Linked DNA regions of Homo sapiens: region 1 is linked to region 2. Evidence: read pairs that join two places in POLR2A ChIA-PET (ENCODE). Cell type or tissue: GM12878. All regions are shown on one strand. Each heading gives the region's core, and the rest is flanking DNA. Links, peaks and the distances in the headings are about the cores only.

What was found. Peaks named below come from ENCODE experiments on the same cell type or tissue, not always from the same donor. Only the 100,000 strongest peaks of a DNase experiment are listed, where the experiment ranks them.
Region 1: POLR2A ChIA-PET joins it to region 2 with 5 read pairs; 2 of 35 experiments call an interaction of 5 or more read pairs at or near these places.

Annotation. Positions count from the first base shown.
Region 1 is chr18:68,796,202-68,801,589 of GRCh38, forward strand. CCDC102B (coiled-coil domain containing 102B) reads left to right here and starts at 1,879. Exons shown (of 8, transcript NM_024781.3): 1 at 1,879-1,980. In GM12878, for the core only: no CTCF peak of the experiment used is centred there; no DNase peak of the experiment used is centred there.
Region 2 is chr18:69,954,716-69,960,103 of GRCh38, forward strand. It overlaps a transcript of CD226 not described here. Among named protein-coding and RNA genes, the nearest start is that of CD226, 9.5 kb to the left of the region's middle. In GM12878, for the core only: no CTCF peak of the experiment used is centred there; no DNase peak of the experiment used is centred there; H3K4me3 peaks cover 507 bases; H3K27ac peaks cover 4,154 bases.

The sequences.
Region 1 (5,388 bases), core at 64-5,063, 1.2 Mb before region 2:
TTGTCTGAACCAGAGTAGTGGCAGTGAGAAAAGAAGACTGGGCAAATTATTGAAGTATAATCAAAAGGAACTAGTGCTGGATTTGATATAGAATAGAAGGAGTCAAGGATGACTTCCAGAATTTTTCTTTGGGAAACTGTAAAACTGGGTTGACATTTACATAGATAACACAGCAGGTCCATGGAGAGATGATGATTTCAGTTTAGATAAGCTGATGCCATATCTGTGTAATTTTCTAGTTGAGGGGTATAGTGGGCTGACAAATATGAGTATTGAAAATTCAGACAGTCATTGGGTCTAAAAGTAGATATTTGGGAGTCATCTAAAAAGAAAGATGGTAATTTAAACTATGAGGATGGGTGGCTTTATCCAGAGAGAGAATATACCATTTATATGTAGATTTATCTAAGAACATATGTGATGCACACCAAAGGATGGATGGAGGATGAGGCATCATCAAAGAGGGTGAGAAGGGCCAGCAAAAGAGGTCAAGAGGAAAACCAGGAGAGTGTTATGCCAAGACAAGAGATGTCTTCATGTGGGCAGGGTTGTGAACAGTATGAAAGGCTGTGTAGATGTCAACTAGAAGGATTGAGGTGAGTTAGAAAAATTAAAAATAAATAGAATATTTATGTACATGCATGTGTGTGTGTGTGTGTGTGTGTGTGTATTGTCACTTTGATGAATTAAAATCAGGTGGATGCAAGACTAAATAAAATTCTTGGCTGGAGAACTTTCAATCATTTGGCCATGACAGAAAGAATGGTACCTGAAAGTGAAAATGACTGAATTAAAAGTAAAGTTCATTGGCATACATGAAATTGACTAGAGAATGTATGGTATTTAACATCACGTGGGGAAAATCCGGACAGGAGGGAACGTTCAAAGATAGAGGAGAGAGAATCATGATTAAGTTTAGCTCGATGGGTCAATTGGCTTTATACAGGAAGATGGCCACCTTTTCCATTGCATCAGAAAGTAAGTGGGAAAAGAATGTTAAGTAGAGATAGATGATAACACCGTAATAAGCCTACAAATTAGGGAAGGGTGAAAAATAAAATAATTTGAAGACATTTATTGCCTAAATTTCAAATGTTGTTTTTTTGCTACTTAAAAGGAGCAAGGCTATCCTGTTACCTTTTGACTTTTCTTTTTTACTTTGGACATTTTTTTGCTGCTAGTTTCAACCAGAGAAGCTCTTTTTTATGTGATCTCTCGCCTCCCCCCTCAACCCCCATCAGAACACTTCCTGACAGCTGAGTCATGTCAATGGAAAGCTACTTCATATTCTTTTTCCCCAGGGAAAGGGGCCAGAGAGCTTTCACTGGGCACCCCGGGGACTACAGCTCACAATTCCTGCCAATGTGACCACAATCAAGGGTTTTGACATGCAGTTATTGTTTCATGATTTGTATACTCAAATCTTTTATTAAATATGATTTCTTTTGCTTTTGTGCAATCTAATGCAAATCAGATTGGATGAATATTTTATATTGTTCCTGTAATGTGCAGTATAATTTCCTTTTAAATATTTTTCAGATAGGTACTTCCTGGGCTTTTTTTTTTTTTTGCTTTGCTATTTTAGTTTTTCTATTATTATTACAAGTTATACTGTTGTAATTAAACATTAAGAACACTTGTGGATCAAGGCGTGGGTGTCTTTTTCTTTTTCATCCACAGTACAGGTTTCAAATGGTTGTATGGAAAGCTTTGGATAACCATACTTAGGGAACATTAAAAATGGTTTTATTTTGGTTGGCTCAATGGTGATCCAAAGAGGGGGTTGTGGTAGTGGTTTCAATAAAACTTCACAACCAATGGGAATCTTTTTTGAGTTTGTGTGGAGTGCCCTTAATGCTGGAAATAATCCTGTTGGCTAGGACTCCAGAACTGTACGGATGAGAAAAGGATGCAGGAAATTCTGTTGTTTACACATGTGGCTGCAACTGAGACACTGGAGCAGCCCAGCAAGCCCAGAGGGTAAGAGTGTTTAATAACCTTGTGGTTTTCTATTTAATTTTTATATTTTCCTGCTGAGGTACAGCATGTGTTGTTCTCAGAGCAAAGACAGTTGCTTACAAGATGCAGAGCAAAACTACTGTAGAGCTGGGAAGCAGAAGGATTTGGAGTTTCTTTTTAAAGTGATTCCTTCCTTTCCCCTTTCATTTTTCCACTGTGGGTGTTATTATCCTGACAATTTGTCATACATTTCCTGTCTTTAAAAAATAACTGTATACTAAGCAAAACTCAGGTAAGAATTTCGACTCTACATTTAGACAGTAATAGTATATGTTGATATTAAAATTTTGTTTCATTGTTCCAAATGAATGTGAATTAGTCATTGTGTTTGAAGTAATCTATATTCTTACAGTAAAAAAGTAAAATTGTTATGGAAATCCTCCTATCTATGCCTCATGTACCTTGAATTCTTTTCAATTGTTGAGTCTTCATGCTAAATTCTTGTATTCGTTAATGGAAAGTATATTTCAAACTTAGCATGAATATTGATTTCTTTACATGCTACCTGTATAGTGTGGAGGAGACAGGGATACAGAATAAAATAATAAAATCCTGTGCATAATAAAAAGTAATGCTTAGCTATATAGAAGTAAATTATAAAACTGAAAAAAAATCTCTGGAAACCTTTGGGAAGCATTTGCTTACGTTTTCTGCAAAGATAAATTATCAATTGAATGTCAAGTGAGTACATTTATTAAATATAAATATAAGAAAGATTCGTCAAAAAATATAATTAGAAATATGTCAGTAACATAGGACCAAAATATATAAAATATTTATTGATATTCTTATTTACATCAATACCAGTTTTTCTGTTTTCTAAAATAATGTGAATGTGTTTTTGCTAATAATTTTCATGGGAAATGGTGTTATTACAACTTTTGAGTAAATATTCTCTTGTTAGTAAAATATGTTATTGCCAATAAATATTTTTATATATCCAGTAAATATTCTTGAATTCTATTTCATATTTTAATGAAAGCAATAAATTAGAAAGAAGATTTATAAGTTAGCGATACAATATCTGTGTAGGTTTGTGTGACCTATTTGAATATATTCAGAAAAATGCTTTATGTGAATTGCTTTATTTTCCAAAATATCCTATGTTCTTATGAAATCATAGATAATTTCATTGTCTCTCTTTTGCATCCTTCATATGTTATCATTGGATTCAATAATTGCTTGATCACTGGGACATTGTTTCTGGGCCTCACTATGGGTTTGGCTTCAAGGTAATTTATGAATGTTTCATCTAATTATTACAGTTACAAAACAATGGCTGTAATTCTTAAAATACAAGAAATGCTCTCAGGTCGTCATATCTCTTATGCTGATATTACAAGACCAATTGAATTCTGCCATAATGCCAAAATATTCAGAAATTCCCTTTTTAGCAGGTATGTGAGTCCTAAAGAGATGCCAGAGGCTTTAAAGAAAAGTTCAACTTCTTGAACTTAGTCTTGAAAAACTAGTGGAACTTGGATAGGTGCTGAAAGCAAGAGGAATACTCTACTTTGAAGAAGTAATTGGCAAAAAGGGTTTTGAACACAAATTAGCATAGAGCATAAAAGAATGGTGAGTAATTTATCTGATTGGAGCAGAAAAAATATACCTTTGTGAGTATCAGACGTTGTACTCAATACATAGAACAGGAAAAATTGATAGAGCATCTTAACATTGCACACAGAAAAATGTGGCCTTTACATATCATACAAAGGGGACAATTGCAAGTTTCTGAAAAGAGGTGGAGTATCTGTGCCTCTTTTCATCATCTTTACCATAATCATCATCATCATCATTTTGCCAACACATAATAGCATTTTCTGCTTGCAAGGTGATTTACATACATATCCACAATTTTGATAGCTTTGCAAGAAAATGAACATTATTTTACACATTATTTTCATTTTGCACTTGAAGGAACCTGCTGTTCAGAAACGTTCAATGATTTGCTTAAAGCCACAGATAAAGAAAGTGAGGGAACCAGAATTTCAAATAATGTCTTTCTGGCTCCAGAGCTATTTCCACGATGTTGTGCTGGTATTCTAGGAATGTGAATCTGGCAGAAGTCGAGCAGAATGGTTTGAAGTGGACACTGGGATTTTAGGGTGCAGGGAGGAGGTCGTGAGACAACAGCCCAAAGATCCATTCCGATATTCTATAAATCCAGACGAATTACTGTTCTATCAGTTGGGCCACACTTTTCCTTTGGGAATTGAGAGAAGAGACTGACGCTGCAAATAAGGGGTAATTTTTACATTTAAATTAGCGGCCCTCAGATTCAACACTTATGCTTTTCTCTCTCTTACATTTTCTTAAATCTACTTAGAGAAGGTATCTTTTGCATTCTCAAAGAAAATGTCATCACTGATTTGCACTGAATATTACCTATTCACAAATGAGATGTGTGAGGTGGCCAGGAATAACACTGGGGATGTACTGACTTTCCTCTGTTTCTTTTTGATACATGGTATCAACGAACACTCAGCGACCAAATACTCTTAAAACTATGGAATGACCAAGTTATTATCAAATAAAGGCATTGTATAAGTTTCATTTCAATAGGTGAAAAGCATAAATAAAATTCACATTGTAATAGATAGTGTGAAATACAGTACATTCACAGTAAAAAAGAATAGAACTTATTTATTAACATGTTTTCCTTCATATATCCAAACCTTAAAGACATTACTTCTTCTCAAAGTAGAACTAGTATCTGGGATAACATTCATTTTCTTCTTCTTTTTTTTCAATGAAATAAAAATTATAGCTTATTTCATAACAACGAGGTTTTTTTGTTCAATGTATACATGATGGTAACTATGCTATCATTTTATGAACATACTGCCTACTAGTTTAGAATCATACTATCATTAAGTAGGCTTTACTGAAGGAGTATCTTTTTGCCGTACACGAAAACAGATGAGGATAGTTGAAATGCAAAGATTTGGTCACTGACCTTGAGATTTTATTTTTGTACAGGTTTAGGTTGCATTCTAAGAATATATTCTATAGAAGACATTTTGTATAACTAGTGCTCCATCCTCAGTGCCCTGACTAATTGTAGATGCTCAATGGAGATTGTGAGCTTGAGACCTTGATTGTAAAATGGAAAACTAGATATTGTATTGGAGGTTGTGCTCAAGGCCATTTAATTGTAGTCATAGCTTTGCAAAGGACTGTTAACATTATTATATACTTAAATATTATCCAAGTTGATTTATATTTAATGATATTTCCTAAAAGAATTGCTGTTGTGTGTCATAAATATATTAAAATATTTGATGTTAAAATTTTGATAGAAGGATTTTTTTAGTAGCTAAAGAAAAAGGTGTCCTTAATATTGAGAAAAAAAACATATGCTCACTG
Region 2 (5,388 bases), core at 113-5,112:
ATGAAGAGAACTTGTGTATTTGCACCCTGGAATTGAGGGTCCTAGAGGTCACAGATTCGAATGAAAGGGGCAGAAAGACTTGCAGCTGAAGACAAAGTCCAGCTGTTACGACTTTGCTAGAGATGAGCCCTATTTATCAACATCTAACCAAAGACAAATAGAGACAGCGCTTGAGCTATTTTTGTTGTGTCAGCAGCCATTTTTTGCATGATTTATGAAGGGATTTTGGCTTGAGGTTTTTTTTCTAATAGAGCTGTCTGTATAAAAGAGCTTTGTCCTCAAGGAAGTCATTAATCAAAATATTACTGGATTTCTCTACTATTAAAAATGTCTCAGCTAACCACATGAGCATGAATTCATCTCACAAGCTTGCCTCTGAATGCAGACTCCTAGGTGGCCTGGGTGGGTGGGGACGGGGAACACTCTTCAGCCACACTGTTCTTCTTCCTGTAGGCTGTCCACCCAGGTAGAACCTTCCCTGTCACCTCAGTTTCATTGTTTCTGCTACCTACAATATGTCCTGCTTCCCCAGATGTCTCTATGGTTTCTGAGCATTGGGAGGAGTCTCCTAGTGTCTACTCAATGACCCCACCTTCCCCAGTTTATGCAAAAACACCTGATGTGTGTGATGGAGAATCTGCTCTGATACCTTTCGACACTTGCTTGGAAAACTATTCACATGCTGGAAAGCAGAGGACTGTGAACAGAAAATCTAGCTAAACTCAGAACAAGTGACTGGGGCTGGGAAGATTATAGTGTGAGAGGTCGTTTGCTCCCTCCACTCCTTCTCAGATGCGAGGGTTTGCCTGCCTTCTGCTGGGATGCCCCAGCTGTTAAGAGGCTCATACTTCCAGTAAGATTTCCACAGGAGGCCGGGTGCGGTGGCTCACGCCTGTAATCCCAAAGTGAAGGCCGAGGCGGGCGGATCATGAGGTCAGGAGATCGAGACCATCGTGGCTAACACGGTGAAACCACGTCTCTGCTAAAAATACAAAAAATTAGCCGGGTGTGGTAGCGGGCACCTGTAGTCCCAGCTACTCAGGAGGCTGAGGCAGGAGAATGGCGTGAACCCAGGAGGCAGAGCTTGCAGTGAGCCGACATCGCACCACTGCACTCCAGCCTGGGCAAAGGAGCGAGACTCCATCTCAAAAAAAAAAAAAAAAAAAAAATTTCCTCAGGAACACAATAGTCTGGGTTTCTGCTCCCTTCCTCAAATAATCTCATTAAGAGAACCTTTCCAATGTGGGCCACATGGTCTCCTCTAGACCACGATACCCTTAGAACCTTGGCAAGTCATACACATGTCCCCAGGAGTGAGGCTACTGCTGAGTGACCAGTAGAACCCCACTTCCAGTCAACGCAAAGACTCCAGTTGGGGTTCAGCAGGGATCCTCTAAGACAGGGTTCTGAAACTATGGCCTGAGGGCTGGGCGCAGCCCACTGATTTCCATAAACAGTTTGGTTGGAGACAGCCATGCTCACTTGGTTACATACCATCCACCGCTGTTTTTGTGCTGCAATGCTGGAACCAAGAGGTGTTAGGTCACAACTGACAGACACCACACGGCCCACAAAGCTGTAAATATTAACTATCTGGCCCTTTACAGAAAAAGTTTCCCAACCCTTGAGTAGGATAATAAATCTTTGGATCATGGACATTTATTATTTAAGTTCATCCTTGTTCAGTCTTGCTGGAGAGAAGGAAGATTTAAGCTTGACAGACCAGATGCCGGTAAAATTAGCTCAGTTTTCTTATTCTCAAGAACTTTACGATCAGATCTATTATAAATACAATTCTAGAGACAGACTGAGAAAAAGTACTTAACTGGCACCCTTTTACTACAAACTGCACCCCTCATTAAACTAACAGTTCACAGAACACCGAGCACTTAACTTACTCCAGCTTTTTCCGGCAACTCTCTTGTCCTGCTGCATCAACTTGCCATGGTTTCACTGGCAGCCCCCACCCTTTCGCACACGATTCATTTAAAAAGTTGAGCTCAGACACATCCAGTCTTTTTTCTGAGAAGGTTACTAACCTTGAGATGTGAGTGCTGCTCGCTCTAACGCTTCTTCCCATCTGCGTCTTGGTTAAGGACTTTTATCGTATCCTGTTTATCGTGGCCTCCTAGCCTCAACACCCTCTTGGTCACTGCAAGCTCCCCGCTGCTCCCTCCCTTAATTAGCACTGCAGGAGCTGAGGGGAGCGTTCAGCCCACTCAGGAGCTGACTCTGCCCATGCTCTTGAGCTCTTCTCTCTACCAGAACTTCCTCAGATAGCAACTGAAGTGAATCACTAATATTTCATGAAGCGGGGTTTTTTGAAGTCAAGTTTACCTGCTTCTGGAAGCAACTTTACTATTGCAGCTACTCAGACTCATTCCAAACTCAGATAAAGTTCTGTCCCTCTTTTCCCCCAAAGAATCTATAATTTGAAAGGACGCACTTCTCCTTTGTTCTAGCTCTAAATAGAAACTACACTCCCCGCCGAAATCAGTTTGTTTCTTTGCCTTTTCTTCCTCGTGTTTTTTCCTGCCAATCAAAGCACATTAGATTCAGCCCTCTTTTTAAGTCAAGAGGCTTCCTTATCTCTGCCCATATCTAAGTATGTTTCGGTCTTACTTTCTAGATACTCTTTTTTTTTTCTTTGTCTCCCATTCTCCGACAGAAAAAGTACACAAGTCGGTGTTTCCTGAGAACGAACCCTGCATGTTTAGCAGCTTTTGTCTCTTAGAAACACTAGGTTTTTTGCTGCACCAGGCCATGGCAACGTTAGTTTTATTGATTCCTTTGATTTATTAGGTTATGGAGGTTCCCTGCTGGTTAAACCACCATGAAGGATTGTGGCTGAGGCTTTAGTGTGTAAAATTCATAGAAAGACTAGGAAGGAAGGACGTTTGACAGGTGAGAAGGCACTCATGGGGCTGCCCTACCCTGCACATTTAATTATGCATCGCAGGTACAGGACTGGTCTCTTCTGCTGGACCACCGCATATACGAAAGCAAGGGAGAAGAAAGTGCAATACTGCCTCTCAAGACACAAGTGTTTACTAAGACTTATTGTGGGCCAGAGGTAGCCAGAGTAGCCTTCTCAAACACCTGCCTGACTCTCGTCACTCCCTTCAATGCCTCACTGTCCCCAAGAGAATATCCAAATGTCTTACTGACTTGCAAGGCCTGCGTCATTGATGACTGCCATTTTCCCAGTGTTATGTCTTATAAGTCTTCTGCTCACTCCTAGCCTTTATTGCTCATCCAACTTACATTGTGTAATTTGAGGACAATGCTCTAATGGGGCAGGGCCTTTGCACGTGGAGTTTCCTCACCTCTTATCCCTCTCCCATCCAGCAGGTCTCAGCTCCAATGTATCTTATACTCTCCCTGGGGCCCACATCTGTCCTGTGAGTTTCCTGAGAACCCCAAATATGTCCTCACTGAAATACTTGCCACATCCTATTATGCCTATTCACTCGCTGCATTTTTTACTAGAGCCTGACAGGCACTTCCAGGCCCAGGTAAAGTCTCTTATCCCTGCTCTATCAGATCCTTGCACAGGGCCCTTGACCATGCCAGGTGCTCAGTCAGCACTTGTAGAATAGGACGAAGCCATGCAATGACTTCCATCTGTAAGGTTTCCATATTGTGATCACAATCCCAATTCCATCTTGTTTCCAATCTGCCATCGTTGGGGCTGCTTTTTTGCCTCAATTTTCGATTTTCTCAAGGAAAAAGACAAAAACAGTCTTGACCCAAAACACCCACTGATTTTTGCAGGACACACCCAAAGACAAGTTTTCTTTTGAGTCAAAACTCTTCCTCAAAATTATTCAGTGGGCCCTGAAGTGAACCTCACACATCGGCTGAAACAGTCACCGTCTACCCACGTGGTTCACAATAGGGTGAATGCAAATCCTATCTATCGTGACAGTAGCTGCTGCTCATACCTACAGGGACCTAGCTTGAAAGTATCTTTTGCTTACTCCCTGACTCACAAAATGCAGATTGATACAGGCTGGGGGGTTTTCCCAAATTAGTTTTTCATGGTCACTCCCTAATTCAGTGTTCACAGGCAAACACACACACACACACACACACACACACACACACACACACATCCTTCTCCTTATCACCCATAATAAAGCTATTGCTATTTTGTTTTTTATTTTTATTATTTAGCTATTGCTATTTTTAAGGGAGGCACAATGGAGATACCTTTTGTTGTTTCTCTGTAGAGGTTTATCCTCTCTGGTTTATTTAGCTTCCTCTTGGAGGCTCTCGAAATATGGTAATAAATACAAAGAACCCAAGACTTAGCTTTGAATCATTTCCAAAGAAACACAGGCATCCCAGTATCTTGGCCCCAAGGATGCAACATTGTTCCCCCAACATGGTAACTACAGAATTTTACTCAGCAAACAGGGGAAATGTTGAAATATCACATGATCGATAATAAATTACAAAACAAACAATAAAAATAACCTGAGACAAATTAAATTGCCCTATCCCTCCAGAGAACAGATGTCCTAAATGTTCTAACCAGCAGAACAAATGGACGTAAAGAGGGAAAGCAGTGAGATAGAATGAAGATTACCACTCAGAGATCAACAAGAGCCCTCTCTCCAACATTTTTTCATGACCCTTGCAAAAGGCTTTTTGAACAACTTAAAGCAAAGACACTCTTCAACCTTACCAGTTGCTGACAGAAGCAGGAAACAGCAAAAGTCATCACATCCCTAGTTGCAGCATCGCATCAGCTACCTCCTTCCTCTTTTTTTCTAAGGTCACCAAGGCACTAACTTGCTGTTCTAACAAAGGGTAAGGAAAGAAAGAATCAAGCATTTGCTCTGCCTTTCCTGTACAAATTATAATTCAAGGTGACCCGAGTTTCTCTTTATAGGAAAATTCAGCTACTAAGTGGAAAAAACAATCATAGTTATTTTTTAAGTCACCATTTTGCAACCCCTATTAAAATAATAGATGGAGACAATTGTTAATAGATGCTAAAACCATGAGGTGGAAGGTTAATGGGGAACCCTATGATGAAACGTGCTGCTGACTGACGATACCTGAGCCCTCAGATCAGCCGTAATCTTGCTAAATATGGCACAGCCAGGCATGAGAGGGACTCCCAACACGATGCAGCAGGAAGAAAGCAGCGCCACCTAGGAAGTCCTCTTCCCCGAGTAGCTGAGCCTGAATGCAGCCAAGCCTCTAGAAGTAACCAGCAGTGCATAGAAAATGCAGGCAATGGCTGGGCACGGTGGTTCACACCTGTAATCCCAGCACTTTGGGAGGCCAAGGCAGGCGGATCACATGAAGTTCGAGACCAGCCTAGCCAATATGGTGAAACCCCGTCTCTACTAAAAATACAAAAATTAGCCAGTTGTG